Regions from separate parts of the Homo sapiens genome. Here region 1 is linked to region 2. The links are chromatin loops, found by intact Hi-C in ENCODE. Cell type or tissue: ovary. All regions are shown on one strand. Each heading gives the region's core, and the rest is flanking DNA. Links, peaks and the distances in the headings are about the cores only. Region 1 holds the start of LOC124905030 (a long non-coding RNA gene). Region 2 holds the start of LOC124905027 (putative uncharacterized protein encoded by LINC00322).

What was found. Hi-C counts contacts between places; a loop is a spot of excess contacts. Peaks named below come from ENCODE experiments on the same cell type or tissue, not always from the same donor. Only the 100,000 strongest peaks of a DNase experiment are listed, where the experiment ranks them.
Region 1: a loop joins it to region 2, with 4 times the contacts of the local background. A loop is called at or near these places in 2 of 110 quality-filtered maps.

What each region holds. Positions count from the first base shown.
Region 1 is chr21:43,695,613-43,710,349 of GRCh38, reverse strand. It overlaps LOC124905030 (a long non-coding RNA gene), which reads left to right and starts at 7,050. Exons shown (of 2, transcript XR_007067894.1): 1 at 7,050-7,687; 2 at 8,358-8,618. It overlaps RRP1B (ribosomal RNA processing 1B), which reads right to left. Exons shown (of 16, transcript NM_015056.3): 16 at 14,271-14,737. RefSeq lists an enhancer at 2,589-3,122. In ovary, for the core only: no CTCF peak of the experiment used is centred there; no DNase peak of the experiment used is centred there.
Region 2 is chr21:43,324,385-43,339,121 of GRCh38, reverse strand. LOC124905027 (putative uncharacterized protein encoded by LINC00322) reads left to right here and starts at 9,257. Exons shown (of 1, transcript XM_047441057.1): 1 at 9,257-10,903. The coding sequence starts at 9,516. The coding sequence ends at 10,424. It overlaps LINC00322 (long intergenic non-protein coding RNA 322), which reads left to right and starts at 7,083. Exons shown (of 3, transcript NR_103713.2): 1 at 7,083-7,266; 2 at 12,882-12,963. RefSeq lists enhancers at 5,921-6,450, 6,451-6,981, 9,466-10,352 and silencers at 9,773-9,935, 10,467-10,667. In ovary, for the core only: no CTCF peak of the experiment used is centred there; a DNase peak (open chromatin) is centred at 6,869; H3K4me3 peaks cover 557 bases; H3K27ac peaks cover 2,890 bases.

The DNA.
Region 1 (14,737 bases), core at 4,492-12,491, 370 kb before region 2:
TGCTGGGATTACAGGCATGAGCCACTGCGCCCAGCCTTTTTTCCTTTTTTTTTTTTTAAATAGGGTCTTGCTCTACCACCCAGGCTGGAGTGCAGTACAGTAGCACACATCAGCTCACTGCAACCTCTGTCCCCTGGGCTAAAGTGATCCTCCCGCCTTAGCCTCCTGAGTAGCGGGTACTACAGGCGTGTGTCACCATGCCGGGCTAATTTTTGTACTCTTTTTTTATTTTGTAGAGAAGAGGTCTCACCATGTCGCCCAAGCTGGTCTCAAACTCCTGAGCTCAAGTGATCTGCCTGCCTCGGCCTCCCAAAGTGCTCAGATTACGGGTGTGAGCCACCACAACTGGCGAAAGAATTCTTAAAACTCAACAATAAGGGAACAACCTAACCAAAAAATAGGCAAAAGATCTAGACACCTCACCAAAGAAGATATACAAATGGCAAATACACATATGGAAAGTTCTGAACGCCATGCCATGAGAAAAGTACAAATTCAAACAATGAAACATCGCTAAGCACTGCTTACAATGGCTGAAGTCCAGAACACTGACAACACTGGGTGCTGGCGGGACATGGCACTCTCCTTCATTGCTGGTGGGAACACTGTAATGGTGTAGCCACTTTGGAAGGCACTTTGGTGGTTTCTTAGAAAGTAAACATCTTGGCCGGGCGTGGTGGCTCACGCCTGTAATCCCAGCACTTTGAGAGGCCGAGGTGGGGGCGGATCACCTGAGGTCAGGAGTTTGAGACCAGCCTGGCCAACATGGTAAAACCCCATCTCTACTAAAAATACAAAAATTAGCCTGGCATGGTGGCAGGCACCTGTAATCCCAGCTACTCGGGAGGCTGAGGCTGGAGAATCGCTTGGACCCAGGAGGCAGAGGTTGCAATGAGCAGAGATCATGCCACTGCACGAGTGAAATTCCGTCTCATTAAAAAAAAAAGAAAGAAAGAAAAAAGAAACTAAACATCTTACCTTATAATTCAGCAGTTGCACTCCTTGATCTTTACCCAAAGGGTTAAAAACTTATGTCTACACAAAACCCTGCACACCAATGTTTATAGCAGCTTTAGTAATTGTCAAAAACTGGAAGCCACCAAGGTGTCTCTCAGTAGGTGAATGAATAGACAAACTGTAGTGTACATTTGCAATGGAATATTATACAGCAATGAAAAAGAGTGAGCCATCAAGCCATGAAGCGATAGTGAGGAAACGTTAGGTGCACATTACCAAGTGAAAGACACTGATCTGAAGAGTCTGCCTACTGTGTGACTCCAACCAAGTGACATCCTGGAAAAGGTAAAACTATGGAGATAATTAAAAGGTCAGGAGGCTGGGCGTGGTGGCTCATGCCTGTCATCCCAGCAGGCGCGGTGGCTCATGCCATTATCCCAGCAGGCACGGTGGCTCATGCCGCCATCCCAGCAGGCGCGGTGGCTCATGCCGTCATCCCAGCAGGCGCGGTGGCTCATGCCTGTCATCCCAGCACTTTGGGAGGCCGAGGCAGGTGGATGTTTGAGCCCAGGAGTTCAAGACCAGGTTGGACAATATAGTGGGGCCCCATCTCAAACAAAACAAAACAAAACAAAAAAAACCCAAAAATTAACCATGTGTGGTGGCACACCCCTGTAGCGTAGACCTAGCTATTTGAGAAAGGCTAAGGCAGGAGGATTGCTTGAGTCCAGGAGGCAGAGGTTTCAGTGAGCCAAGATCATGCCTCTGCACTCCAGTCTAGGAGTCAGAGCAGACCCTCTCTCCAAAAAAAGAAAATGGTCAGGTGTTGTCAGAAGGTTAGGACAAGGGGGAAAGGAAAGGATAGGAGAAGCACAGTGGGCTTTAGGGCCAGAAAACGACTTTGTGTGACACTGTGATGGTCAAGGGGGAAAGAAATGGATATGAGAAGCACAGCGGGCTTTAGGGCCGGAAAAGGACACTGTGATGGTCTGCACATGAGATTAGCATTTGACAGACCCAGAGAAGGGCCCATCATGAGTGACCCCTGATGTGAACCAAGTGAACTCTCCTGTAAATAATCACATAACAGCAGGACGGCACCACACAGCTGGAATCGGCTATAGGGTGTGCACCAACTCACCTGCTGAAAAAAGAAAAATAAACAGCAAAATAAAGTAGAGATATTCATATGCTAATACGTTTAATTTTATTTTACTTTTTTGAGACAGGGTCTGCTCTGTCACCTGGGCTGGAGTGCAGTGGTGCCATCAGGGCTCACTGCAGCCTCAACTTCCTGGGCTCAAGTGATCCTCCTGCTTTGGCCTCCCAAGATGCTAGTATTACAGGCATGCTCCACCATGCCCAGCTAATTCTGTAATTTTCTTTGTAGAGACAGTGTATTAGACTGTTCTCATATTGCTATAAAGAAATACCTGAGACTGGGTTATTTATAAAGAAAAGAGCTTTAATTGGCTCACGGTTCTGCAGGCTGCACAGGAAGCTTGGCTCTGGCATCAGCTTCTGGGGAGGCCTTGGGAGCTCGCACTCATGGTGGGAGGCGAGCAGGGAGCAGGCGCCGCAACAGGGCAAAAGCAGGAGCAAGAGAGTGAGGGGTGGGGGTGCCACACACTTCTACACACCCAGTTCTCCTGTGAACTCAGAGCAGGGAGCTCAGTTGTCGCCAAGGGGATGGCCCCAGCCATTCTTGAGGGAGTCGCCCCCATGACCTCCACCTCCCATCAGGTCCCACCTCCAGCACCAGGGATCACATTCCAACATGAGATTTGGGCAGGGACCAATATCCAAGCTATATCAGACAGGGCTCACTCTGCTGCCCAGCCTGTCTTGAACTCCTGGCATCTCGGCCTCCCAAAGTGCAGACAGTACAGGTGTGACCCACCGCGCCCAGCCTGTGACTGCATTTTACTCCAGTATATGACTATTCTGTGGCTGTCTTCAGCCAGCTGTGTTCTCAGTTAATGGACATTTAGGTAGAGTCACCACTTTTTCACTATGGTGGAATCTCTTCTAACTTGCACGAATTCAACTGAAGGTGTGCAAACCCCCCCACCCAAGAAAAAGGGAGCACAACAACCCGTTTAAGACTGTAAAGTCGGCCAGGCACGGTGGCTCACGCCTGTAATTCCAGCACTTTGGGAGGCCGAGGCGGGCGGATCACGAGGTCAGGAGTTCGAGACCATCCTGGCTAACACGGTGAAACCCCGTCTCTACTAAAAAAAAAAAATACAAAAAATTAGCATGGTGTGCTAATTTAACAAAAAGTTAGGCGTGGTTGTGGGCGCCTGTAGTCCCAGCTACTTGGGAGGCTGAGGCAGGAGAATGTGTGAACCCGGGAGGTGGAGCTTGCAGTGAGCCTAGATTGCGCCACTGCACTCCAGCCTGGGTGAGAGAGTGAGACTCCGTCTAAAAAAAAAAAAAAAAGACTATAAAGCCGGTCAGGCACGGGGCTTATGTCTGTAATCCCAGCACTTTGCGAGGCCAAGGCGGGAGGATTGCTTGAGCCCAGGAGTTCGAGACCAGCCTGGGCAACATAGGGAGACCCCGTTCTCTGCAAAAAAGTTAAAACAAACAAAACCAAACTGTAAAGCCAGTGAGTCTGGCTGCTCCTGGCCTCTGTGGGTATATGGGGCTCGTGAGGCATGTCGGGAGCAAGGCTGTGGTTTGCCATACGACTCATTTTCTATGTTTGCTTTTATATGATAGAAATCATACTGTTTTTCAATTAAGCTTTATTTTTTATCTAATGATGCAAACAGTTCTTTTTTTTTTTTTTTTTTTTGAGTCAGAGTCTTGCTCTGTTGCCCAAGCTGGAGTGCAGTAGCGCCATCTCGGTTCACTGCAACCTCTGCCTCCTGGGTTCAAGAGATTCTTCTGACTCAGCATCCTGAGCAGCTTGGGATTACAGGCGTACGTCACCACACTGGGCTAATTTTTGTATTTTTAGTAGAGATGGGGTTTCGCCACGTTGGCCAGGCTGGTCTCGAACTCCTGACCTTAGGTGATCCACCTGCTTCAGCCTTCCAAAGTGCTGGGATTACAGGCATGAGCCACTGCACCTGGCCTCAAATTCGTTTTTATGTTTGTTTTTTCTTTCTTTCTTTTTTTTTTTTTTGATACAGGGTCTCACTCTGTTGCCCAGGCTGGAGTGCAGTGCCACGATCTCGGCTCACTGCAACCTCCGCCTCCCAGGTTCAGGCGATTCTCCTGCCTCAGCCTCCCGAGTAGCCGGAATTACAAGCATGTGCCACCATGCCTGGCTAATTTTTGTATTTTTAGTAGAGACAAGGTTTCACCATGTCTGCCAGGCTGGTCTCGAACTCCTGACCTCAGATGATCCACCCGTCTTGGCCTCCCAAAGTGCTGGGATTACAGGCGTGAGCCACCACGCCTGGCCCTATGTTAGTGTTTTCCTTATAGAAATCTTATTTTTTTCAATTAAACTTTATTTTCTATCTAATGATGCAAACAATTTTTTAAAGCAAAATAATAAGATCTTTAATGGAAAACAGCATTCCCTTCAGCAGGCTCTCCATCTGCATGTCTCATTCTTGATACAGGGACCACCTTTAACTCGTAGAGCTATTTATTCTGACTATTTATGTATTTGTTTTCTTTTTCTTTCTTTCTTTTTTTTTTTTTTTTTTGAGACAGAATCTTGCTGTGTTGCCCAGGCTGGAGGGCAGTTGAGTGATCTTGGCTCACTGCAACCTCCGCCTCCTGGGCTCAAGCAATTCTCCTGCCTCAGCCTCCCAAGTAGCTGGGATTACAGGCATCGGCCACCCTTCTGGGCTAATTTTTGTAGTTTTAGTAGATATGGGGTTTTGCCACGTTGGCCAGGCTGGTCTCAAACTCCTGACCTTAGGTGATCCGCCCGCCTCGGCCTCCCAAAGTTCTGGGATTACAGGCATGAGCCACCACACCCAGTCTATTTTTTTCTTTTCCAACTTTTATTTTTAATTCAGGGATGCAGGTGCAGGTCTGTTTCCTGGGTATACTGCGTGATGCTGAGGTTTGGGGTGCGAATGATCCTGCACCCAGGTACTGAGCATAGTCTCCGGCAGTTGGTTTCTCAGCCCTTCCCCGCTCCCTCCCTCTCCTCTCTGGTGGTCCCAGTGTTTACTGTTGCGGTCTTTTATGTCCATGGGCACTGATGTTTAGCTCCCACTTGTAACTGAGAGCATGTGGTCTTTATGTCCATGGGCGCCGATGTTTAGCTCCCACTTGTAACTGAGAGCATGGGGTATTTGGTTTTTAGCTCCTGTATCGATTCACTCAGGACAGTGGCCTCCAGCTGCATCCATGTTGCTACAAAGGACATGATCTCGTTCTTTTTCGTGGCCGCGTCTGTGTTTGTGACCGCAGGAGTGCTGTCAAGCTGAGAGGCTCTCTCATGTTTAAAGTTTTTTTTTTTTGAGACGGAGTCTTGCTCTGTCGCCCAGGCTGGAGTACACTGGCGCGATCTCGGCTCACTGCAACCTCCACTCCCCAGGTTCAAGGGATTCTCCTCCCTCAGCCTCCCGAGTAGCTGGGAATACAGGCGTATGCCACCACACCCAGCTGATTTTTGTATTTTTTAGTAGAGATGAGGTTTTGCCATGTTGGCCAGGCTGGTCTCGAACTCCCAACCTCAGGTGATCCACCTGCCTCAGCCTCCCAAAGTGCTGGGATTATAGGCTTGAGCCACTGTGCCCAACCTAAAGATGTATTTTTTTAATAACATAGCCTCTACAAAATACAAGTCAGATATTTTTTCTTGGCACTGGACCCAATAGAGAGCGCCTCCCAAAGGAGCTCCTGAGGGCAATCTTGGGTCTACCCAACTGCTAGAGACTGAGTGTGTCCCCCCAAATGCATAGGTTGAACCTAACTCCCAAGGTGAGGGTATCAGGATGTGGGGTCTTGGGAGGTGATGAAGTCGTTGCGGGGAGCCCTCAGGAATGGGATTTGTGCCCTTGTGAAAGAGGCCCCAAAGAGCTGCCTGGCCTCTCCCAGACACCAGATCTGCCGGTGCTCCATCTTGGACCTCCAGCCTCCAGAACTTTGAGAAATCAATTTCTGTTGTTTATAAGCAGTTTATGGTCCAGTCAAGTGCCACAAGTCCCATAGATAGTCCCATACATGATGACACCGTATTTTTTTTTTTTTTTTTTTGAGATGGAGTCTCGCTCTGTCACCCAGGCTGGAGTGCAGTGGTGTGATCTCGGCTCACTGCAACCTCCGCCTCCCCAGTTCAAGCGATTCTCCTGCCTCAGCCTCAGAAGCTGGGATTACAGGCATGTGCCTCCATGCCCAGCTAATTTTTGTATTTTTAGTTTAGACGGGGTTTCACCATGTTGGCCAGGCTGGTCTCGAACTCCTGACCTCAGGTGATCCAACCGCCTCGGCCTCCCACAGTGCTGGGATGACAGTGTGAGCCACCGCACCCGGCTGGCACGTTATTTTTTATGCCTTTTCTGTATTTAGATACACAAGAGCTCACCACTGTCAAGGGGGCCCACAGTATCTGGTGCAGTGACATGCTCTGCAGGTTTGTAGCCTGGGAACAGCAGGTTACAGCACAGGGCTGAGGTGTGTCACGGGCTGTGCTAGCCGGGTTTGTGTGAGTGAATGCTGTGAGGTCTGCACGACAGTGATATCGCCCGAGCATGCATTTCTCAAAACAGATCTCACTAGGCGACCCATGACTGTACTTGCTATAGCAGCCAGCACAAACCAAGCCACTTCTGGGAAACTCCATCGCCAAATACCATCCCTCTGGGGATTAGGTTTCAACACATGCATTTGGAGGCCTCAGACATTCCACCTCTAACAGCCTCCATGTGGCAGGTCTGGGCCAGAGCTGGGCAGGAAAGGGGAAGGGCCTTCTGGCTGAAGGGTCCCCACAAAGAGGCCAATGAGTGGGTCAAGAGCGTGGCAGTGTGAGGAACTGAAGACAAGCCCCGGCGAGGTGGGGCTGTGACCGGGGCTGAGCGGGCAACAAGTGGGGACTTTGTCCAGCAGGTTCAGAAAAAGCTGTCACGCAGAACACATCTGGCGGCCACCCCTGCCCATGCCCATCTTATAGCGTTTTCATCAGCAGATTTCAGCACATAATCATTTAAGATAAAGTTGCCCGCTCAACTGTGTTAAAAATAAGTAGCACTGCCTGCAGTTGCTTGTGGGGAACAAAAGCAACGTCTCCTTTCACCCGCAGAAAGCCCGTGATAGGGGGCGGGGCTGAGTGTCAGTCTGCACCTCTGCTGAGTTCTCAAGGTCGGCGTGAATGATTTGCCAGGACGTGGCGCTGCGGTGGCGATCGGGGCCACTCGGGAAAGGTACGAATCAAATAGGAATCAAATCCGGTAGCTGTCAGTTCAGTACATTTTCAACTTTTATTCTTAAAAACCTGGGTGGAGAAATAATTGTAGGATTTAAAGATTGACGGACTGAAGCCTTAATCACCAGGCAGTGACTAACGCCAGAAAGAGCTGCGGCAATTTTTAGACTGGGTTCAGAAAGGCACCGAGTCCTAGGAACAAAAGGCGGGCGCAGGGCCCTCCGGGAAGACACAGGGGCTGAATCGCAACAGGACGCAGGCGGCTCACCGTTCTCTCCACACGGACTCTACTTCCTAAAAGGGAATCGCACCAGCATAACCTGCAGAGAAGGGGCTTCAGCTGCCGTCTGCGGACCCCCTACACCCCCACTCAACGCCACCTCCAGCCCCCAGGTAGGGCTGGCCTCCCTGCCTCAGCCCCTGCCAGAAGCCCGGGGCTGCCCTTTCCTGCAGCTGGGCCTGTCCTCCTGAGACAGCTGCCTGCTGGGCGTCGTCGTCCGTGCCAGCCACGGAGGCAGTGTCTCTTCTGGCACGTGCTCCCAAAGGAGCAGTGAAGAGAAAGTCAGAGGCTGCAGGGTGCCAAACCCCAGGGGGCTGGCCCTGGAAGCCTGGGACGCCTGCAAGGGCCAGGTTAGTGGAGGTGAGGACAGAGGCCCGCCTGCTGACGGGCTTCCCAGCTCTTCTCAGAAGGAAAACGTGCCCATGGAGATGAGGTGGATCAGGAAACGAGGAGAGAGGCCGACACGCTCTGGAAACCTCCCTGTCTTCTTTTCCCCATTCTCCCTGGGCCCTCCCCACATCAACCAGAAGCCGGTCCTCCGATCCTGCCCGCTGAGCCCAGGTGTGGGCCCCAGGCCTGGCTGCCCTCCCGCCTCTGGTCCATCCGGGCCTCTGACCCTTCCTTCCCCTGCTGCCTGGTGGGTGCTCTCCAGTGGCTCCTGAAGTGTGCACAGGACAAAGCCCAAACCCTGCCCACGGCCCCCACGGCCCCCATGGCCGTCCCTGGCCAGCCCCCCTACATCCTGGCTGCACTGGCTGTTCCCTCCTTTGTGCCTCTACTCAGGTGCGGTTCCCTCTACTGAGATCCCCACCCCGACTTGTTCTCTGGACAAACTTCCTCTCGGCTTTAGCTGTAGAATCGCCATGGCCAATATCATAGCTGCAACCACATGTGACTCCAGAGTGCCAGGCGACGCGTGCCATCAGCATACACGCCTGGTTTTGGAAACTTACTACAGAAAAAAAAGCCTGCAAAATATCTTAATACTTTTTAATATTAATTACGTGTTGAAATTATATTTTGGAAATACATTATTTAAAAAGATTGACAGTTTCTTTTTCTCTTTTAAAAAATGTGTCTACAGCCGGGTGCAGTGGCTCACGCTTATAATCCCAGCACTTTGGGAGGCCGAGGTGGGCGGATCATGAGGTCAGGAGATTGAGACCATCTTGGCCAACATGGTGAAACCCCGTCCCTACTAAAATACAAAAAAAAAATAAGCCAGGTGTGGTGGTGCGCACCTGTAATCCCAGCTACTCGGGAGGCTGAGGCAGGGGAATCGCTGGAATCCGGGAGATGGATGTTGCAGTGAGCCGATTGCGCCACTGCACTCCAGCCTGGCAACAGAGCAAGACTCAGTCTCAAAAACAAAACAAAAAGTGTGCAAGGAAATTGAAAGTGACAGCTGTGGCTTGCATGGTGTCGCAGGTCTCATCTCCTCTCTGGTCCCTGGACTCCAAGCAGTCCCTGTTGTCTTTCTGGCCTGTATCCCAGCGCCTGGCACTGCCTGGATACTCGGCGGGCGTGCCAAGCATTTTTATCAAAGGAGAGAGTGCCTGGGACTCCTTGATCTGCACCCACCTTCAGTGAGTCAGTGTGTGGGTGCGTCCGAGGATGGGGCCCTCACCTGGCTGCAGCTGTGTGTGTGTGTGTGGTTTTTTGTTTTTTTTTTTATTTTATGAGATGGGGTCTCAGTCTGTCACCTAGGCTGGAGTGCAGTGGTGCGATCTTGGCTCACTGCAACCTCTGCCCACTGGGCTCAAGCAATCCTCCCACGTTAGCTTCCTGAGGAGCTGGGACTACAGGTGCGTACCACCACGCCCAGCTAATTTTTTGGTATTTTTGGTAGAGTTGGGGTTTCACCATGTTGCCCAGGCTGGTCTAGAACTCCTGAGCTCAAGTGATCCGCCCTCCTCAGCCTCCCAGAGTGCTGGGATTGCAGGCAGGAGCCACTGCGCCCGGCCATCTGCAGCTGTTGCATGTGAGTGTGCACGTGCGTTCTGGTCGGGGCACTGGGGGTCGGCGTTCTGTAACTTTGCAGGCAGCCCCTCCTTTCCGGAGTCCCTGGGAACTTCAAAGCAGGAACGGAACATTCAGAGGCAGCAGCAATGTCCTGGTTCCTGCAGGCTTTGTAGGCTCAGAAAACAAACCTAAATCCAGTCATGTTTCTGCATTTAGCTTTATGTTTTTAAACAAAACTTTGGCTTGGCTTATGTTTCATTTATAGAAAAGCGGTACGTAGCTGGGAAGTTGGTACAATAATAGTTTATTCTCAGGCGCTGCAAAAACCAGCCATGTGTCTGCTGCCTGCTGTGCTAACCCTGGAATTTATTGATCTCTGTGGTCCTAGGTAGATCCACAGTTTAGAGACTAAAGTTAGATGACAATTTGTGCTTGAGAAGCAGGAGCTCTGGGGAGAAGATGATGTCTTCTTGGAGTCTGCTGTGTCCCCACGGTGCCGGCTCAGCACTCTGGCTGGGTTACAACAGGCCTCCTCGGGCTGCCCGCCTGGACACACAGGAAGACGCCAGCCCACGTGCTGCCCTGAGCTGCACTAGGACCAAGTCGGGGAAACCAGCCTGTGAGCTCTGGATTTGGGTCCTGATGCTGGGCCAAGGGGGGTTATCCCTTCCTAGAGAAAGCTGGAAAGCTGAGGTTGGAGTTGTCATAGCAACCAGGCCGTCAATCAGGGGCTGAGCACTGTCAGGGGCGTTGGATGTCCAGGACTTCCCACACAGGGGTCCCTGTGACAGAGTGGACAGGCCACAACCCTGCTAGATCATCCCCAGGGCAATCAGAAGCAACCCACTGGGCTGCGGGGTCAAAGTTATACACACTCTTCAAGAATGCAGTATCAGAAAAAATGAGGGGCAGACACTCTGGAAGAGAGACTTTAGACAAGAATCACTGCACATCCTTGGTTATTTCCCGGTAAGAAAAAATGTTTTGAGAACAACTAGGGGGAAATTTGAACGTGAACTTGTGTGAAGATGTCCTTGATCTAAGTTGGTTTCCTGTAACCATGGCGATGTAGTTATAGAGAGGAATGTCACCTGGTAATGCAGGCTGGAGTGTTTGAGGACACAATGCCATATTGCCCATAACTTATTTTTATTTTTTCCTTCGAGACAGGGTCTTGCTCTGTCGCCCAGGCTGGAGTGCAGTGGTGCAGTCATGGCTCACTGCAGCCTTAACCTCCTGGGCTCAAGCGATCCTCCCATCTCAGCCTCCTACTGAGTAGCTGGGGCTCTAGGCATGTGCCACCACGCCCAGCTAATTTTTGTATTTTTAGTAGAGACAGGGTTTCACCATGTTGGCCAGGATGGTCTTATCTCCTGACCCTGTGATCTGCCCGCCTCGGCCTCCCAAAGTGCTGGGATTACAGGCATGAGCCACCGCACCCGGCCGGGAATGGCACCTTCTAAAACGAAACATGCACATCCTCTGCCAGCCCAGTCTCTCAGGAACCTCAGAGACATCCTCACACCAGGGGGGACAGGTGACACGTTTGGCAAAACCTTAATCCACATAGAGCACGAGTCCACACTTATGAAATATCTAGAAACACAAAGTGCTGGCTGCCAGGTGCTGGCACGGAGGGGAGCGGGGCTGACTGCTCAGCGAGTGCGGGCCTTCTCTTGGGGTGATGAAATGCCTGCAGTAGATGGAGGTGTGGTCTCACAACATTGTCAATACACTAAATGTTGGAGACCAGCCTCAACACCACCCACAGCGTACCCGAAGTTCGGTGGCAACAAAGGAATGAGAAGAGACAGGTTAAGAGTTCATAAAGGTAGGAGCCAGGGGGCCAGTGGCAAAATGGAGGCTGCAAAAGGCACTGAGCTCTGGTCTCCACGCTATTTATTGAGTACAGTCACTTAGATCTGAGAAGCAGATGTTCAGGGCGAAACAGTGAAAGGGAGGCAGTGCGTCATAGGCGTAATCTACAGCAATACCGGTTTCAATGAATCTCCTTTGTGCTCAAACAGCGTATCTTTAACTTATCGGACAGGAGCTGGTGGGAGCGGGCTTAACCAGGAGCTCGTGTGTCTGTCCACAGTCCAGTGCTTCAAAGGAGTGTCCTTCTCCTTGAACACAGTGTTTACAGATAAGAGCGGGTCTCACTCTGAGCATGCGAACATGATGGCGATTAGGAGGCTTTCCTCCTCAGAGGCCTCTTGTGGCTTTCCACAACTTATTGTCCCATATTTTCATGGCCAGTTTATACAGGCATTCCACAAGCCCTTTTCCCAACACTAAATGCCACTGAACTGTACACTTTAAACAATGATTATGCCACTCGGCACAGCAGCTCACGCCTGTAACCCCAGCACTTTGGGAGGCCGAGGTGGGCAGATCACTTGAGGCCAGGAGTTCGAGTCCAGCCTTGGCCAACATGGCAAAACCCTGTCCCCACTAAAAATACAAAAATTAGCTGGGCGTAGTGGCGCATGCCTGCAATCCCAGCTTCTTGGGAGGCCAAGCCACAAGAATTGCTTGAACAACCCAGGAGGTGGAGGTTGCAATGAGCCGAGATCACACCACCTCACTCCAGACTGCGTGACAAAGACTGTCTTAAAAAAAAAAAAAAAAAAAAAGGTTATGTGAATTTCACCTCAACTTAAGAAGGGCTCTTGGCTTTTTTCTTTCAGCGTTTTGAGTATCTCATCCCTGCCTTCAGTGTATTTTTTTTTTTTTCTGATGAGAAGTCAAAAAAAAAATCTGAATCAGGTTTAAAAAAAATCTTAATCTTCCTGGGGTTCTCTTGTATGTGATGAGTCCTTCTCTGGCTGCTTTGAAGTTTTCTCTTTCAACATTTTGAGTTTCATCATTTCAGCTGTGTTTGGGGGAGGGTGTGGAGTTGCTTAGATGTGTGCAGTTTTTGATCAGTGTACACATCTAAGAAACTCTACACACTCCAAGGAAGATAAACTCAAAGCTGGCAAGTTTTTGGCCATGAGTTTTTTGAGTATTTTTTCTCCTGTGGTCCTGCTGCTGTGTGTGCTGTGGCACTTGGCGGTCCTGCATTTCTGAGGCTCTGTTCATCAATTTTTTTTTTTCAGATTACATAATTTCTATTAATCTACAAGTTTGCTGATTCTTCTACCGCCTCAAATCTACAATAACTGAAATAAAAACTTCACTAGAGGGTCTCAACTCTATTGAAGTTTTGATTTCTCTTACTGTGCTTTTTAACGTCTATATCTCTATTTGGTTTCTTTTAAAAATACCTATTGGTATTATTTGGTGAGACACTGTCATCATATTATCTTTTATTTATTTTTATTTTTGAGACAGGAGTTTCGCTCTTGTTGCCCAGGCTGGAATGCAGGGGTGCGATCTCGGCTCACTGCAACCTCTGCCTCCCAGGTTCAAGAGATTCTCTTGCCTCAGCCTCCCCGGCTAATTTTTGTATTTTTAGTAGAGACGGGGGTTTCATCATGTTGGCCAGGCTGGTGTCGAACTCCTGACCTCAGGTGATCCACCCGCCTTGGCCTCCCAAAGTGCAGGGATTACAGGCGTGAGACACTGCGCCCGGCCCCATCTTTTATTTCTTTAAATATAGTTTCTTTTAGTGATGGGAACATATTGATAAGGGCTGGTTGAAGTTTGTCTGCTAAGATCAGCACCTGGGTGCCCTCAAAGCCAGTCTATTGCCTCTCTGCTCCTTGTGTATGTGACACTCTTTTGTTTCTTTGAATGTCTTACCTTGTTTTTGTTGAAAACTGGACATTTTAAATAATACATTACAACAGATTTCCTTCTTCCTCTAGGGCTTGTTTTTTTTTTTTAAAGACAGGGTCTCATTTTGTCACCCAGGCTGGAGTGCAGTGGTATGATCATAGCTCACTGAAGCCGTGACCTCCCAGGTTCAAGCAATCCTCCTGCCTCAGGCCCCCAAGTAGCGGGGACTACAGATGCACGCCACCACGCCTGGCTAATTATTTGTTTTTTTTTTTTTTTTGTAGAGACACGGTTTTGCCATGTCGCCCAGGCTGGTCTCAAACTCCTGGACTCAAGCGACTTGCCTGCCTAGGCCTCCCAAAGGGCTGAGATTACTGGGGTGAGCCGCCGCGCCTGGCCCAGGGTTTGTTTTTGTTTGCTTGCTTGTTCAGTGTCTGTCTGTGGACTTGTCTGGGATCCAAAGAACAGGTGAAAAATTTGTTTCGGGGAACACGGGCCTATAAAGACTCCGCCATGCCTGTACTCTGCTTGCCCAACACTGACCACACCCACTGCCAACACCCAGAACAGGCTGTCTGCTGGGTACCAGCCCACCCGTGCCCGCCTCACCCTAGCTGCAGCCTCCCTGTGCCCGCCTCACCCAGCTGCAGCCTCCCTGTGCCCGCCTCACCCTAGCTGGAGTCAGTTTCTGGGCTGCAGTGGGAGATCTCCACCCGGGACACTGGCACTTCTCCGCTCATCGTCACAAGCGTAGGCCTGTGGAGTGATGTTTTAGACACGATAGTGAGCAAGGGCATTTGTGCGCAGTGAGGCCTGCTTCAAGCACTTGGAGACGATCCCCGGAGCAGCGCCCCCACCGGCTCTGGCAGCAGCAGAGAGATGAAGAGAATGGTACCCAGAGTCTTGTTTTCAAACCCGACCAACACCAATATCTTCCCAACTCTGCTGTGCTGGAACAGCTCCCAAAGAGGCCTATTTTTACCCATACTGAAAGTCAACATCAAACACAAATTGGAGGGCAAAGACTTTTTTTTTTAATTGGACTTGGCTTTGACGAGTACTGACAAACCCTGCAGACACTAGTACAATTTGATCGTAAACAAAGTCCTTGCCAGCATAGTCCAGCAAATTCTGATAAAACACATACAAAAGTTAAAAGACAGCTCGATTTCATCTTCCTCCCAACACCTGCAACTGTTTCCAGATTTTCTGTGTAGTCTTCTTTGTGCTTTCAGTTCAGTAAAAATTAGAAAGGATAACAAACTTGTAAAGTCAGATACCTAATTGTACAAAATTGACTAGACCATGGAGAAGGGGGAAGCATCATTTTACAAAATATTGTTAAGATCACCAGCATTAATTTAAATTATTTTCCTTTCTGGACTTCCAAGTCCACTTGGCAATTTTACTTAGGAAAATATCATGCGTAAATAGAAAACCAGTATTCTAAACACATTTTCTTTATGTGACATATTCTT
Region 2 (14,737 bases), core at 2,606-10,605:
CCTGGAAGGAGCTGGGGTCCCAGGGGAGGGAAAGTGCTGTCTCAGCCCCAGTTGGGCTCCACGCCAGAAACTCACACTTCCTTTCCAGCCACACCTGTGCAGTGAGGCCAGTTTCCTCCTGCCTGGGACAGTGCCCCCCACCACAGCCTGTGGCCCCTGCTGGGGTTTGTCCGGGCACCCCTGAAGCTCAGGAGTGGTGGACTCTCCGGAAGGAGCTGGTAGAGAAATGACAGAGTCCCACCCGCCTGCTTCTGCAGACCCTCCCGGGGTACAGGCACCCACTCTGGGCTCCCGTCCTGGAGTCAAGGGAACAGGAGAGGCCAGCCCAGGATGCAGTGAGGTGCCTCCTTGTCCCCTTGCTCTGGGGGTTGCTTTCTTTGGAGGTCATGACCAATGGACAGCAGGGGCTGGCGCTCCTCACGCCCATCCCATCAGAGGCTTCTGAGCTGGGAAACCAGGGAGCTGCTTTGGTGAAAATAGAATGGGGTGGGAGCAGGGGAAGGACAGGATGGGAATCAGGAGGGGATGGAGGCAGGGAGGCGGGCCATGCACAGGAGAGAGGAGCCAGCCTGGAAGTTCCCCACTGCCCTGGCGTGGCGTGGCGTGGCGTGGTGGGTCCCCGTGGCCAGGGGCTTTCTTTGCCCTCTCTCCAAGGCTCTCGGACACCAGAGTTCAGCCAGACCATCACAGCCTGGGGCAGTCAGGACAGGTTCTGGGGCCCGCAGCAGGTCACCCCTCCAGCATAGCACCTGGCCTATCTGATTCCCGGGATCTTTCCTGCCTTCTCACCACCTCTGGGTTCTGGAGCTTGCCCAGGCCCCGTCTGCCTGAAGCCTGGCTTTCCTGCAGAGCCCCAGGATAGGCCCCAGCCCTGAGTTCAGCCTGGACACTGCGGGCACAGGTAACGCCAGACACTTTGCCGTGGTGCTGGTCTTGCACAGGTGCTGCTGGGATTCCCTGGCTGTGTGTGCCATCCTGGCACACTGCAAGACAGACACCTCTCAGAGTCTGGGCAGGAAACAGATGGCCCACTCGTCAGGGGTGTTTGAAGAGATTTGTTTATGAAAAGAGCATTTTCAGAGGTGTCGGCAGGTTGAGGGAAAAACACCAAGGGGCCTGTTGTAGTGGAAGGCGTGACCACGCCCAGGACCAAGGAAGCAAAAGAAGGAAAGCTGTTGCCAGAACAGGGGTCAGAGCCCCGGGGAGGGGCCACCTGGCAGGAGGGTGTGCTCCTGGAGGGACGTGGTCAGAAGGTCCCTCCTGTCCTGTCTGTCCTTCCTGAATCTGATGTCCTGCCACCATCTTTGATTGGCTGAAGCCCCAAACAGAAGCCCAGAGGTGAAGGAGCCTAGAGGGAGAAGTCACCTGCCTAGCGGGCAGCTTTCAGAAGTGCAGTACAGGTGGCAGGAAGAGGGATGGAGAGAGGAAGTGGGGCAACCAGAAATATCCAGTCCTTACCCCCGAGAGTAGTAGCTAGGTGGTGGTAGTGATGGTGATGGTGGTGGTGGTGATGGTGGTGGTGATGTTGATGGTGGTGGTGGTGATGGTGATGGTGGTGGTGGTGATGGTGGTGATGGTGATGGTGGTGATGATGGTGGTGATGATGCTGCTGATGGTGATGGTGGTGATGGTGATGGTGGTGATGATGGTGGTGATGATGCTGCTGATGGTGATGGTGATGGTGGTGGTGATGGTGGTGTTGGTGGTGATGGTGGTGGTGGTGGTGATGGTGGTGATGATGGTGGTGATGGTGGTGGTGATGATGATGGTGATGGTGATGGTGGTGGTAGTGGTGGTGGTGGTGATGGTGATGGTGGTGGTGGTGGTGTTGGTGGTGGTGATTGTTGTGGTGGTGTTGGTGGTGGTGATGGTGATGGTGGTGGTGATGGTGATGGTCATGATGGTGATGGTGGTGATGGTGATGGTGGTGGTGTTGGTGGTGGTGGTGATGGTGGTGGTGGTGATGATGATGCTGATGGTGATGGTGGTGATGTTGATGGTGGTGATGATGGTGGTGATGATGCTGCTGATGGTGATGGTGATGGTGGTGGTGATGGTGGTGTTGGTGTTGGTGATGGTGGTGGTGATGGTGGTGGTGGTGATGGTGGTGGTGATGGTGGTGATGGTGATGGTGATGATGGTGATGGTGGTGGTGGTGGTGGTGATGGTGGTGGTGATGGTGGTGATGATGGTGGTGATGATGGTGGTGATGGTGGTGGTGATGATGGTGGTGATGGTGATGGTGGTGGTGATGGTGATGGTGGTGGTGGTGGTGATGGTGGTGGTGGTGGTGGTGATTGTCGTGGTGGTGTTGGTGGTGGTGATGGTGATGGTGGTGGTGATGGTGATGGTCATGATGGTGATGGTGGTGATGGTGATGGTGGCGGTGTTGGTGGTGGTGATGGTGGTGGTGATGGTGGTGGTGGTGGTGGTGGTGATGGTGGTGGTGGTGATGGTGGTGATGGTGGTGGTGTTGGTGGTGGTGATGGTGGTGATGGTGGTGATGGTGATGGTGGTGATGCTGATGGTGGTGATAGTGGTGGTGATGATGGTGGTGATGGTGATGGTGGTGGTGGTGGTGATGGTGATGGTGGTGGTGGTGGGGTTGGTGGTGGTGTTGGTGGTGGTGATGGTGATGGTGGTGATGGTGATGGTGATGGTGATGGTCATGATGGTGATGGTGATGGTGATGGTGGTGGTGTTGGTGGTGGTGATGGTGGTGGTGATGGTGGTGGTGGTGATGGTGGTGGTGATGGTGGTGGTGGTGATGGTGGTGATGGTGGTGGTGTTGGTGGTGGTGATGGTGGTGATGGTGATGGTGGTGATGGTGATGGTGGTGATGCTGATGGTGGTGATGCTGATGGTGGTGATGGTGGTGGTGGTGATGGTGGTGATGGTGGTGGTGTTGGTGGTGGTGGTGGTGATGGTGATGGTGGTGATGATGTTGGTGATGGTGGTGGTGATGGTGGTGGTGATGGTGATGGTGGTGATGGTGGTGATGATGTTGGTGATGGTGGTGGTGATGGTGGTGGTGGTGATGGTGGTGATGGTGGTGGTGTTGGTGGTGGTGGTGGTGATGGTGATGGTGATGGTGGTGATGGTGGTGATGGTGATGGTGGTGATGGTGGTGGTGGTGATTGTAGTGATAATGATGGGATGATAGTGGCGATGGTAGTGGTGGCAGTGGTGGTGTTAGTAATGTTCTCACTCTTGTAAATAAAGCTGGCCATTTTCTAGAGAAAGCTCATGGCATTTGCTATCTGCTTTCCAACCACCTGCAGAAATCATCATCCGTGCTCCCCATTTCAATCCTGATGGGGCTACCTGCATGATCAGGGGTGCACTGGACCCCAGGAGGTCAGCACTGGCTAGGATGAGTCCTGTCAGCCCTCAGCTCACTGTCCAGCCATGGCCCACACTGCTTTCACTGCATCCTTGTCTTTCCCCGAACCACTGACCACAGGCCACACACCCTCTGACCAGCTCTGTGCCCACTGCTGACCCATTGGCATTTGGGTTCCTTATGTGCCAAGGTCCCGATAAGCACTCAAAGGAAGTTGTCTCTGGTGGGGCTGCCCTCCCAGACCCCCTCCTGCCCTCTCCTACCCCAGCTGTGGTTCACCTGAGGACGTTCACTTCCTCTTCTTGCCCCTCAGCCCCTCTTGGGCCTCGCTCCCCTCCCCCAGAAGCACCACCTGGTCTAAGGAGTAGCTTCTCTGCCCACAGCCAGGAGGTGGACGGTGAGTCTCTCTTGACACAACTGGTGTCCCCAGGGTCGGGGGGTGCGTGCCTGCTGCTGACGGAGCGCCCATGACTGCCTGGCCTGCACACACTCACTCACTGCTCCCTGCCTCTGAGAGGTGCAGCCCCGGAGGGCTCTGTGTGATGTCACTCGATCACTCTACACCAGACTTTATTATTATTTTTTTGAGACGGTATCTCAGTCTGTCACCCAGGCTAGAGTGCAATCTTGGCTTACTGCAACCTCTGCCTCCCAGGTTCAAGCGATTCTCTTGCCTCAGCCTCCCAAGTAGCTGGGATTAGAGGTGCCTGCCACCACACCCCACTAATTTTTGTATTTTTAGTAGAGACGGGCTTTCACCATGTTGGCCAGGCTGGTTTTGAACTCCTGACATCAAGTGATCCACCTGCTTCGGCCTCCCAAAGTCCTGGGATTATAGGTGTGAGCCACCGTGCCCGGCCTACACCAGACTTAAGTACACACACACACACACACAAATATACATGCGTGCTGCACACTCCACAGACATACACACATCCACACACGCATAAACACACACTCACACAAGAACATACACGCACATACTGAACATTCATGCACAAACACACATAATATGCACTCACACAACACAGAGCACACGTACATAACATACAAACACATACGTATGCTGAACCACACACAAATACAAATGCATGCACACAATGCTCATGCATATACACATAACACACACACAAATCACACATGCATGCACCATGCTCACAAGCACATACAAACAACACACGTACATACACTCTCAAACGCACACACAGACACACCCCCGGCGTTTTTCCATCACGCTGAGGGTGGGGTGGAAGTGCCCAGGCTGGAAGCTGGGGGATAGGAGCCTTCTCATCTAATTTCTTCCTGGTTTCAGGACCTGGGCCACAGAAGCAGCCTCACCATCAGACTGCGGCCTTCCTGTGGTGGTCAGGGTTCCTGGGGGTTGGTGGGGCTTCTGCTGACAGAGAGAGGGACGTGAAGGCTCACGCATGACCAGCGTGTCTCCAGCTTCAGGAGACTGAGGAGGACTTTGAACCCTTGGGAGGACTCAAAATTGGCCCTGGAGTCCTGAGGAACTTTTTCCTACAGGGTGGGGACCATTGGGGGAGATGCCAGATAAACATTTGCAAGACTTTTCCTGGGTCTAGGAATTAAAAGAGATTTGTCAAGGCAGTGAGTACTCTCCATGGCTCCTGGGTGTCTCTGCAACCCCGCTCGCCCCTGGCCTCCGGACTGTGTCCCCAACTGCTTCCTTCAAGTGGACATCCAGTAAATGTCTCACGAGAGACATCCCTCCTGCCCTGAGTGCACAGCCGCTCCCGCCTCCCATCCCTGCACACGGCCATCCCCCTCTTGGGTGGTGACAGAGCCATCCTTCCAGTTGCTCAGAGTGAATCGCGTTCTCCTGGTTTCCAGGAACCCCATGAGCTCTGTCATCGGAATGCATCCGGAATCTGCCCACTTCCCTGCCTCGCTGGCCTGGATGACTGCACGAGACTCCTACAGTTTCCCATCCACCCCCGCCGCCGTCTGTGCTCCACGCGGAAGTCACAGCAGTCGAGGGAGCTCCACGCTGCTGGGCTCACGGCCTCCAGCGACTGTCTCCTGATCAAATGCCGCCAACAGCCAGGTGGAACTGTGACCCCCGGCTCCCGGCTGCCCTGTCAAAGCTCTCAGGCTTCCCTATACTACGAGATGCACTTCTTCCCCCTCCCTTTGCTCCCCCACTAGGGCATCCACTCCGCGTAGGTGCAGGCTTTGTCTGTTTTGCTCACTGGTGAGGAGGAGGACGAGGAGGCGGAGGATGACGCTGTGCCCAGCCCCGGCCTGCCCTGAGGAGGTGCTTAGTAAATATTTGTTGAGAGAATGAATGCATGGAATGCATTTCTATTTCCAGCCCCAGCCAGGCTCCTGGAAGCGCAGAAACAGGAGCAGATTTGCAAAGGAGGAGAAAGCCCGGACGTGGAGGGCTCGAAGTGGGCTTGAACTGCTGGAGGTGCTAAGAAACGGTTTCCTTCCTCCTCAGATCTCTCCGCAGTCTGCGACAGGCCAGGTTTCGCAAACAGCTCATCTGGCTGGGTTAAGAGGGGCCAGAGAGGGTCTGGGGTCGGGGAGGGAAGGCTGAGGCTCCAGCCTGTCCCTGCAGCTGCTCGGGTTCCAAATGCCTGGAAGCCTGGACTCGTTCCCACCCAGCCGAGGCAGGCTGCAGAGAGCTGACTCCTTTAAGCTGGCCCCGGCATTTACCCCAGAGCCACAGGTTCTGCCCCGGCTGCCCTGAGGCTGGCCTGGTGGGGGTGGCGCCCCCCCACCCCCCGCAGCGTGCCCCTCCCCTCCACACAAGCGAGCCCAGCCTGGCCCCCTCACAGTCACACGCCCCTTGAGGAGGCCCCTCCACGAGTCACAAGGCAGAGTTTCCATTGGCGTCAAATGTACGTGGATGCTGGATCTGGGACGGACAGGAGCCAAGAGGGGAGAAGCCAGTTTTAGAAAATTCACATGCCTGGGGGTCACAGAGGGCAGACCCCCAAGGGCACCGCATCCCCATGGTAGGGGTGGGAGTGGCCCTTGGGGCATAGACCCAGTATGTGTGCACACTCTCCCTCTCTGTCACTCCCACATATGCACATGCAAACACACGCAAACACAAACACACATGCACACAAACACACACAAGGAAACACACGCACACATGCACACACAAGCACACACTCATGCACACACGCACACAAAGCAAACACACGCACACACATGCAAACACACACACCTCATATCTCTGTCTACAGTGGAGACAGACCTCCCACATATATGGCAGGAGACAGGAGTCCGTGATTCCTGGGTCTGAAGTGCCTACGTGTGTACCCCACACTGCACAGTGTACGATGCCTGCTATGCTCCTGGGACAGCATGTGGGGCGGGGCCTCCCAGGCATGAGAGATGGAAGATACTCGAGTGGGCATGTGAGGCCCAGAAAGCAAGCGCGCTGCTCCGAGTGATGTCATTGTGTCTACAGTGCTGTCGGGCCCTGGTGATCTTCGCCTTCCCAGACAGTTTCCTCTTCTCTTCGTCACAAAACCCTGTTTGTTTTGTTTAAGAAAACCCGCCTGCTGACTCTTACGTAGTGTCATGTATTTTGTTGTCTGTGTTTCTAGGGCTGCTGCCAACCTCGGGGTGATCATGTGACCCCAAGGCTAGCCAGCAAGAGGACCTCATTCCTCCACCACAGACAGCAGGACAGGGGTGGGCATGGGGCCCGAGCCCACACAAAGCCCTGCCTGGGATTTTGCTGAAGACAGAAGCACCCTGACCCTCCAAGTTGGGAGTTTCGAGGACCCCCTGAACTTAGAGCTCCTGGGCCGTCTTTCCCTGAGAATGAAGCCAACACAGGCAGGATTGAGCTTAGAGTCTGAATTAGATGGTGCCTAGTGACCGCCTCTGAACTCCTGGACCCAGCTACACCTGAAGCCACTCTACCCCACATTTTCTAGGCAAGTCAACCTGCAAACGCCCTTCTTTTCTGAAATGAGCTTGGGTTGGGATTCTGTCACTTCAACCAAAAGGACCCCAGCCATGCAATGTTGCAATATCGAAGTAGGATGGTCTAGGCTTTATGAGTGGCAGACCGAGGCGGGGCAGGAAGATGGAGGCTTTCTGGCTCCCAACAGGTGGAAGAGGGGAGTCTCCGGGGTGGCCAGATACATCTACAGACTCACTTGCCCCTGGGCTGTTCTCCAAAACCGCCGTGGAGGTGGGACTCCGACCCATCTGAGCCTCTTCCTGACCTGGACCACCTGGGACAGCTGTGTTTACAGCATCTGGGCCCTTGAGCGTGAGTGTCCCACCTCCCCGTAGGATCAGGCCCCTGGGAAGGCAGGGGCCGATTCTCTTTCTTCCCTCTGTGGCAGTCCCCCCATCCCATCACAGAGCGCCATAGACGACAAGCTGTGGCCGTCGGTCTGGGGGTTCGAGCCCCCAGGCCCCACTCCACCCACTCCGAGGATTGGCTTGGTGGGGCCGGTGCTGGCTCCCAGAGGCTGCAGGGCTCTGGAAGGAAAGGCCTTCTGCAGAGCAGGGCCCCTGTAGCCTGGCCGCCTGACCAGCCTGTGGGGAGGGAGGCGGCGGTGGGAAGCCCCTTGCTCTGCTGGCGCCCCTCCCAACGCCCAGGGCCTCTTTACCCAGCATTTCTCTGCCGCTGTGACTGTGCCTAGACCTCGAGCTCAGAGAAAAGGCTGTTGCTGCCGGCTCAGCTGAAACCGCCTGGTGCTTTCTATAGAATCTTTGTGAGGAGCTATTATAGAAGGGACTGTTATCAAAGAATTAATTACGGAAACTAAGGACTGCACAAAAATAATTATTTCCAAACAATGAGTGTACAGCCCTGAGAATTCCAGTGGGAGTGGTGGCGATCTACCCGGGTCTGTGGGCCTAGCCTGGGGTCACCGTACGTCGTGGCCTGTCTCCCTTCTTCTCCGGATCCCCCACCCCAGGCCACGTGCCTCAAGGGACATCTGGGATGGAGGAAGCCAAGGGTCAGGCTGAATCCTTCCTCGCCAAACATGGACACGATGCCTGGCACCCCCACTGAGAGTGGTCTGTGGTCCTCTCCGGTGATCACTACAGTGTCTCTGAGATATCATTGTCCCCATTTCCCAGATGGGAAAACCGAGGCTCCAAATGGCTAAGAAACATGCCCAAGTGTCTGAACCTGCAGGCAGCGGGCTGGGGCTCAGGCCTCGGTCTGTGTGGCCTCCTTAGTCAGTGGGGAGTGGGTGTGAGGGAAGCCCAGGTGACACTGGCCCAGCAGGACACACAGGACAGCAGGTGCAGAGGAACCCGCACCGAGGGACCCCACCCACAGGCAGCAGTGGCATCTGCGGCAGGGAGATTTACCTCTGTGCTCCCCGCACTGTCCCATGAGTTGTCCAAGGACTGGGACCTGGGGTTGGGAGGGACACACAGCAGCCGTTGGCTGTGTTGCCATGACACGACAGAGGTTCCAGCCACTAGCACAGGCCGCCTGTCCTGGGGAGACAGTCCTATTTGTAACATCTATCTCAGCCTGAATCGGGGAGACAGTCCTGTTTGTGACATCTGTCTCAGCTTGAATCGGGGAGACAGTCCTGTTTGTGACATCTGTCTCAGCCTGAATTGGAGAAGGTTTCCTACAGCAGAAGCAGACCCAGAGCAAGGGCATCCCTGATTCGGGAGGAAGCTGGCGTGCCGAAGGTCACCAGCAGGCACTGTGGACCCAGCCTTTGAGCTTGGACCCCGCCTGGCCCACAAAGCCCCGTGCTGCTTCCCAGGGCCCACGCGCAGGTTCCCGGACCTCCAGCTGCACCCTGGAGGGGGTGAGGGGGGCTCACTGTGTGGCGTGTGCCAGGTGGAGGGGCTGGCGTGGGACAGAGGGATGGAGCTCGGGGGAAGACCAGCAGATCCCTGGACACACGGGGTGAGGCTGGGCTGTCTCAGATAGGCAGGACTAAAAGCAAGACAAGCAAGACAGAAGGGCTCAAGACTGGAGCAGCCAGGAAATTCTGTCCAAGCCGAGTCCCTGGGTTTGCGAGACTTCACGCCACCTCACAGGGGTCGTCTGGGGTTGTGGTCTCTGGCCAGGAGGGTGCGGGAGCCTCTTTCTTCCAGCTCAGCTCGTGCTACACCAGAAAGGGAAGGGCAAGAGCACCCCCTCAACCCAGAGGACCCCCAGATCAAGAGACCACCCAGGCTACAATCAACTCTGATGGCGCTTTTAATCACCCCAGCAGGAGTGGCGACTGTAAACAGACATTCAACAATTCCCAGTGACACACATACCTCCCGGGAAAAACCGCGTTTCCATAAACCTTGCAGAAACGACTTGGAGAGCTTGCTGAGCGAGGGCCGCCTGGACACCAGTGTGCAGACGCCGTGTCCTCAGCACCCCCACACTCAGCTGTCCTGCGAGCCCCAGCCCCTGGAACACTCCAGCTGCCTCTCCACTTGTCTGGCGGGATGTTTCCTCCCGGTGCCCTCATCACCCCACACCCACCCTCTTCTCCCGGGCTCCCGATGGCTCCCCCCACCACTTGCTCTGCTGATGGGTACACTCTCCCCAGGTCTGGCTGTGAAGCCATCCTGGGTGCCTCGGTTTCCCCTGCTGGCCAGGCAGTCACCAGCTACCTCAGTGGGAATGCCACTCTCTGCCGCCACCCAGCCTGGGTCAGTGGGACGCCTGCACTTTCCCAAGTTGCGTTCCTCCAGCCCTTTCTCTGGACACTCGGATGAGAACAAGGCTACTGGCCAAGGGCGTGAGAACAGGGATCAGCCTCAGAGACCATCCCATCTCTGTGAGTGTCCTGAAGCTGCCAAGCAAAGTGCCACCAACGGGGTGGCTGAGACCAACAGAAGTGTATTCCCTCTTGGTTCTGAGGCCAGAAGCCTGAGCTTAAGGCGTCAGGAGAGCCAGCCCCACTCTGGCAGCTCTAGAAGAGAATCCGTTTCTTGCTCTCCCAGCTTCTGGTGTTGCTGGCAACCATTAGCATTCTTGACTTGTGGCTGCGCTGCTCCCATCTCTGTCCCCGGGGTCACGCGGCCTTCTCCCCGGCCTTGCTGTGTGTCCCCTCCTCTTGTAAGACTCCAGTCACTGGGTTTAGGGCCCACACAAATCTAGTATGACCTCACCTTGACTTAATCACATCTGCAAAGGCCCTTCTTCCAAATAAGGTCATGTTCCCCATTTCTGGGTAGATGTAAATTTAGGGGAGCTGCTATGTAGCCCAGTGCCATCCTCCTACAAACCCCAGGATGGCCGAGGAATCCAGTCTCAACTGAGATGCATCAGGCTGCTTAGGATCAGAGCCCGGACCATACTGAGCACTCACATTCTCTCCTAATATTCTTTCAAGCATTCCAGCAACATCTATTCCTGGAAACCCCAGGTCAATCCCCCACCACCAGTGTTGCTGTTGCCTGGAGAAGAAAATGCTCCAGACCCCTCCTTCCCAGCCTGCTGGGTTCCCTCCAACCCAGGCCCAGCCCCCTTCTCCAGGGATTGATAAGACGCCATTTCCAGATATATTGTTAAGTGGCAAAAGCAGACGGCAGTACGTAGTGACACATCTTTTGTGTAATAAAGTGTAAGGATATGTATATGTGCGTGTTTATTTATAGATGCAAAAGAAAAGCACTGGAAAGATAAATCAGAAACTAATAAAAATGGTGACTTTACGTGTGTGTGGAGTTAGAAATGGAAGCTAGCTGCTCTGGAGATACTTGGCTTTAGTGTTTGAGTCCAGAACTATGTGAATGTTTCCCATATTCAAAACAATTTGAATTTGTTAAAATTTAAGTTTAAAAGAGAGCATCCTTAGAAAAGGAAACCAACAAAAGTGAAAATTTATATAGAGTTTGTAACATAACTAAAACAAAGACAAAATTATTTGAAGTAGTTTTACAGCACAGAATTTAGGCTTTTTTTTTTTAACTGGTGGCGCGTATTTTAAGGATAAAAAGAATGGCAAGGAAATCGTATGTATCATTCAGTAGGTCTTAGTGTTAGTGTTAAGTCTGGCATCGTTATTTAAATTTTTTCCTCTTCCAGGATAAAGCCAGTAAGTAATTATGTGAATGTTGTGAGGAACCAAAATTATTATTACTGAAAGAGAAAAAATTCACAAATATAAAATCCAATAGGTTAAGAGGAGCACTGTCATCTTAAATTTGAATTGGAAATGTTAACGTAATCTCATAACTTATTTATTCATTCTGATTGATTGATTGATTGATTGAGACAGGGTCTCACTCTGCCGCCCAGGCTGGAGTGCAGGGGCATGATCTTGGCTCCCTGCAGCCTGACCTCCCCAGGCTCAAGCCATCCTCCAGCCTCAGTGTCCTGAGTATTTGGGACCACAAGTATGCCACAATACCTGGCTGATTTTTGTATTTTTTGTAGAGATGAGTTTCACCATGTTGCCCAGGCTGGTCTCAAAACTCCTGAGCTCCAGCCATCCACCCGCCTCAGCCTCCCAAAATGCCGGGACTCCAGGTGTAAGCCACTGAGCCCGGCTGATCTCATGAAAGTGCTGGGATTACAGGCGTGAGCCATCATGCCTGGCCAGTCTCATGATTTGAAAACAAAATATGCATCTCCTAGTTCATGCCACTGAAAGGGAAGCTCTGGGAATGAAACTCGGGATCTGGCCTCCAGCCCTCCTCTTGCTGCTTGCTTGTCCCTGGAGTCAGGGGCATGTCTCCCACCACACAGAGGCAACACCCATGTGTCCCCAGTTGCACTGAGATACACCCAAGGGTGGTACCCACAAGGTGCACACACAGGGGACAGGTGACGTGCCTAACAGCAGCTAACCTGGTACACTGGTGTATGGGGGAGGGTGTAACGCCAACTGCGTTTTCCCCACTGACCTTGCCTGGACATCCCCCGCACTCTGAGACTCAAAACGTCTCTCATTCCTGATGTCACTGCTGACTGGCAGTGATGTCTAACTGGTCTCCTTCTCTCTTTCCCAGTGTTTTCCTGCCAACAGGAATTTAGATCTAAAGGCTTGGCGAGGTTCAGCTTCACTGCTGAACCAGAGGAATGAGATTCAGGTGGGAGATCCCGGGCAGTGGCTCCCCGGGCTGGCCTCTCTCAGGGCCTGGCCAGGGCTGCAGCTGCCCCACCCCAAGGTTCACCCCTCCCCAGTGTGGGGACTTGGAGCCTGACCTTGTCCCACTGGTAGGAGGGGACAGAGCAACGTTTTAAAGCAACAGGGGACATGAGGCATCTGTGGATTTCACTCAGATGTTTAGGAAATAACCTTGCAAGTGTGGAGATTCCTTTATGACAATATTCCCTACAAGTAATAAATCTATGATAGTGAAGAGTCGAAAACAACCCATATTTCCTAAAGCAGCACTGAAATAAGGCCATGTCAGAAAGGAATATTTAATGACATAGAGAAATGCTCTGATACATTAAATTGAAAAGGGAAGTAGGTGTACAGGATGGCTCCAATTTATATTACACTCTATTATGAAAAATAAGCTGGAAGAAGAGACACAAACATTTGTCAGAACTGACATCTGCCGGACGGTGGAACGGAAGGTGATCGTCACTTTTGTTTCATAGGACTTTCCTGTATGACTGCATGGCTAATAGCACTTCTCCTCGACACCGGTGCTGTTCTCGGAATCCTATCTAGAGCTTACAGGTGAGTTGTGGGTATTATGATTGACACTTTGCAAAAGAGGAAACTGAAGTTTAAATATCAAGGCAGCCCAGCTGGTGAGCAGCTGAGTCAGGATCCCAGCCCGAGGCTCTGCAACAACAGCACCCTAGGGGCACCGTGGTGGCTTGGGGGCCTCTGCACATGCAGCTTCTGGGCCCCACCCTGAGGCTTCCAGTGGGATTTGTCTGGGTGTTGGGAACTCTAACCATGAAACAGCTCCTCTATACCCAGCCCCATGGGTGAAGAGTGAGGTCTGTTCCCCTTGGGCCCTGACAGTGCCCAGGCCAGGGGGCCAGTCCTGGGAGTGCCCGCCCAGCCCTGAGCCCCAGCAAGTCCAGCAGAGCCCATGGATGGTGGGGATCCCAGCCTTCCACTCACTGCATGCCTTGGGGTGAGCCTCGAGGTGGATCCAGCCCGGGGAGCCAGTGCCTGGGTTCTTCCACCTCAATCTCACTCTTCTGGTTAAGCACTGGCTTCTTCCGCTTAGGTCCCTGGGAATAAGAGACGCTTTAGATAGGGGATCACATTTTTGGTCTCTCTGAGCCCCGCCGGGTGCTTTCCATGGACTGTCTCCTTGCACCACCCACTTTACAGATGAGAGGACCTAGAGTGGGGACCTGGCCAGGGCCACATGTGGTGCAAGGACCAGGCAGGATCTGAATGCAGGCCTGTCCATGTTGAAAAGTCCTGTGAGCACCAACCGCAGTGGTGACCAGAAGGCAAAAGTAGCATTTGAAGCCAGGGATGTGCAGACGGAGGCCAGCGCCCAGGAGACTGGCCTGCACGTGGTGGCCTCAGCTTCCAGAAGGTCCTGTGGGCACAGGGCTCTTGGCTGACTCAGAGCTGGTGGACGCAGAGGTTAGCTCCCTGCCATGCACAGCCAGGCCCTGACCCAACTTTGGTCCCTGGGGACAAGAGGGGCTGGGAGAGCCCTGCCCACCCAGGGGGCAGGCAGTCACCCCAGCGTGGAGGCTGGTTCTGCCCTTGGGAGGTGGTTCCTTTGGCTGGACCAGAATGTCTGCAGATGATCAGGAGAGGGCCAAGGGTTGGGGGGTGCCCCATGTGCACCCTGAGAATTGCACCAGGCACAGAGAGCAACTTCAGCCCTCCTTGTGCAGAGCTGCAGCGTACAGTGCCAGCCCTCGCTGGCCCTCACACACACAGGATGCCCCAAACATGGCTTGAGGCCTTGCAAAACATTAGGAACCGGGATGTCTGAACCCTGTTGGCTTCCGCGGTGTCAGAGCCTCACCCCAACCAGAAGGCGCATCGGGGACGTGGTCATGCGGTGTCTCCCTGACCTGAGAGTGACTCGGGAGGCTGCAGTCAGACCCCGGCGGCCCGGCCTGCGGGGTGACAGTGCTCAGAGAGGGACCCTTCAGCTCCTCCCTGCCAGGGTGGGGGGGGCTCTCTTCTCTGGGAGCAGGAGGCCTGGGGGGCAGGGGTGGGGTCCCAGCAGCCTCTCCCCCAGCGGCATGGTGTATGGCTGCGGAAGCCCTGGGTCTGTTTCCTTGTCTGTGACATGGGGCTGATGGCAGTGCTTCCCCTGCTCAGGGAAGACAGAGGCACAGATGGGGAGAGGCGGCCAACAAGCCCAAGAGCACCAGAGCCACCAGGAGCTGCAGGAGGCAGGAGGGACACCCCTCAGCCTTCAGGGAGGGTGTGCCTCGATCTTGCTCTTCTGGTGTCCAGAGCTGGGAGAGAATACCTTTCTGTTGTTTTAAGCCACTCGTTCTGGGGCACTTTGCTAGGGAAG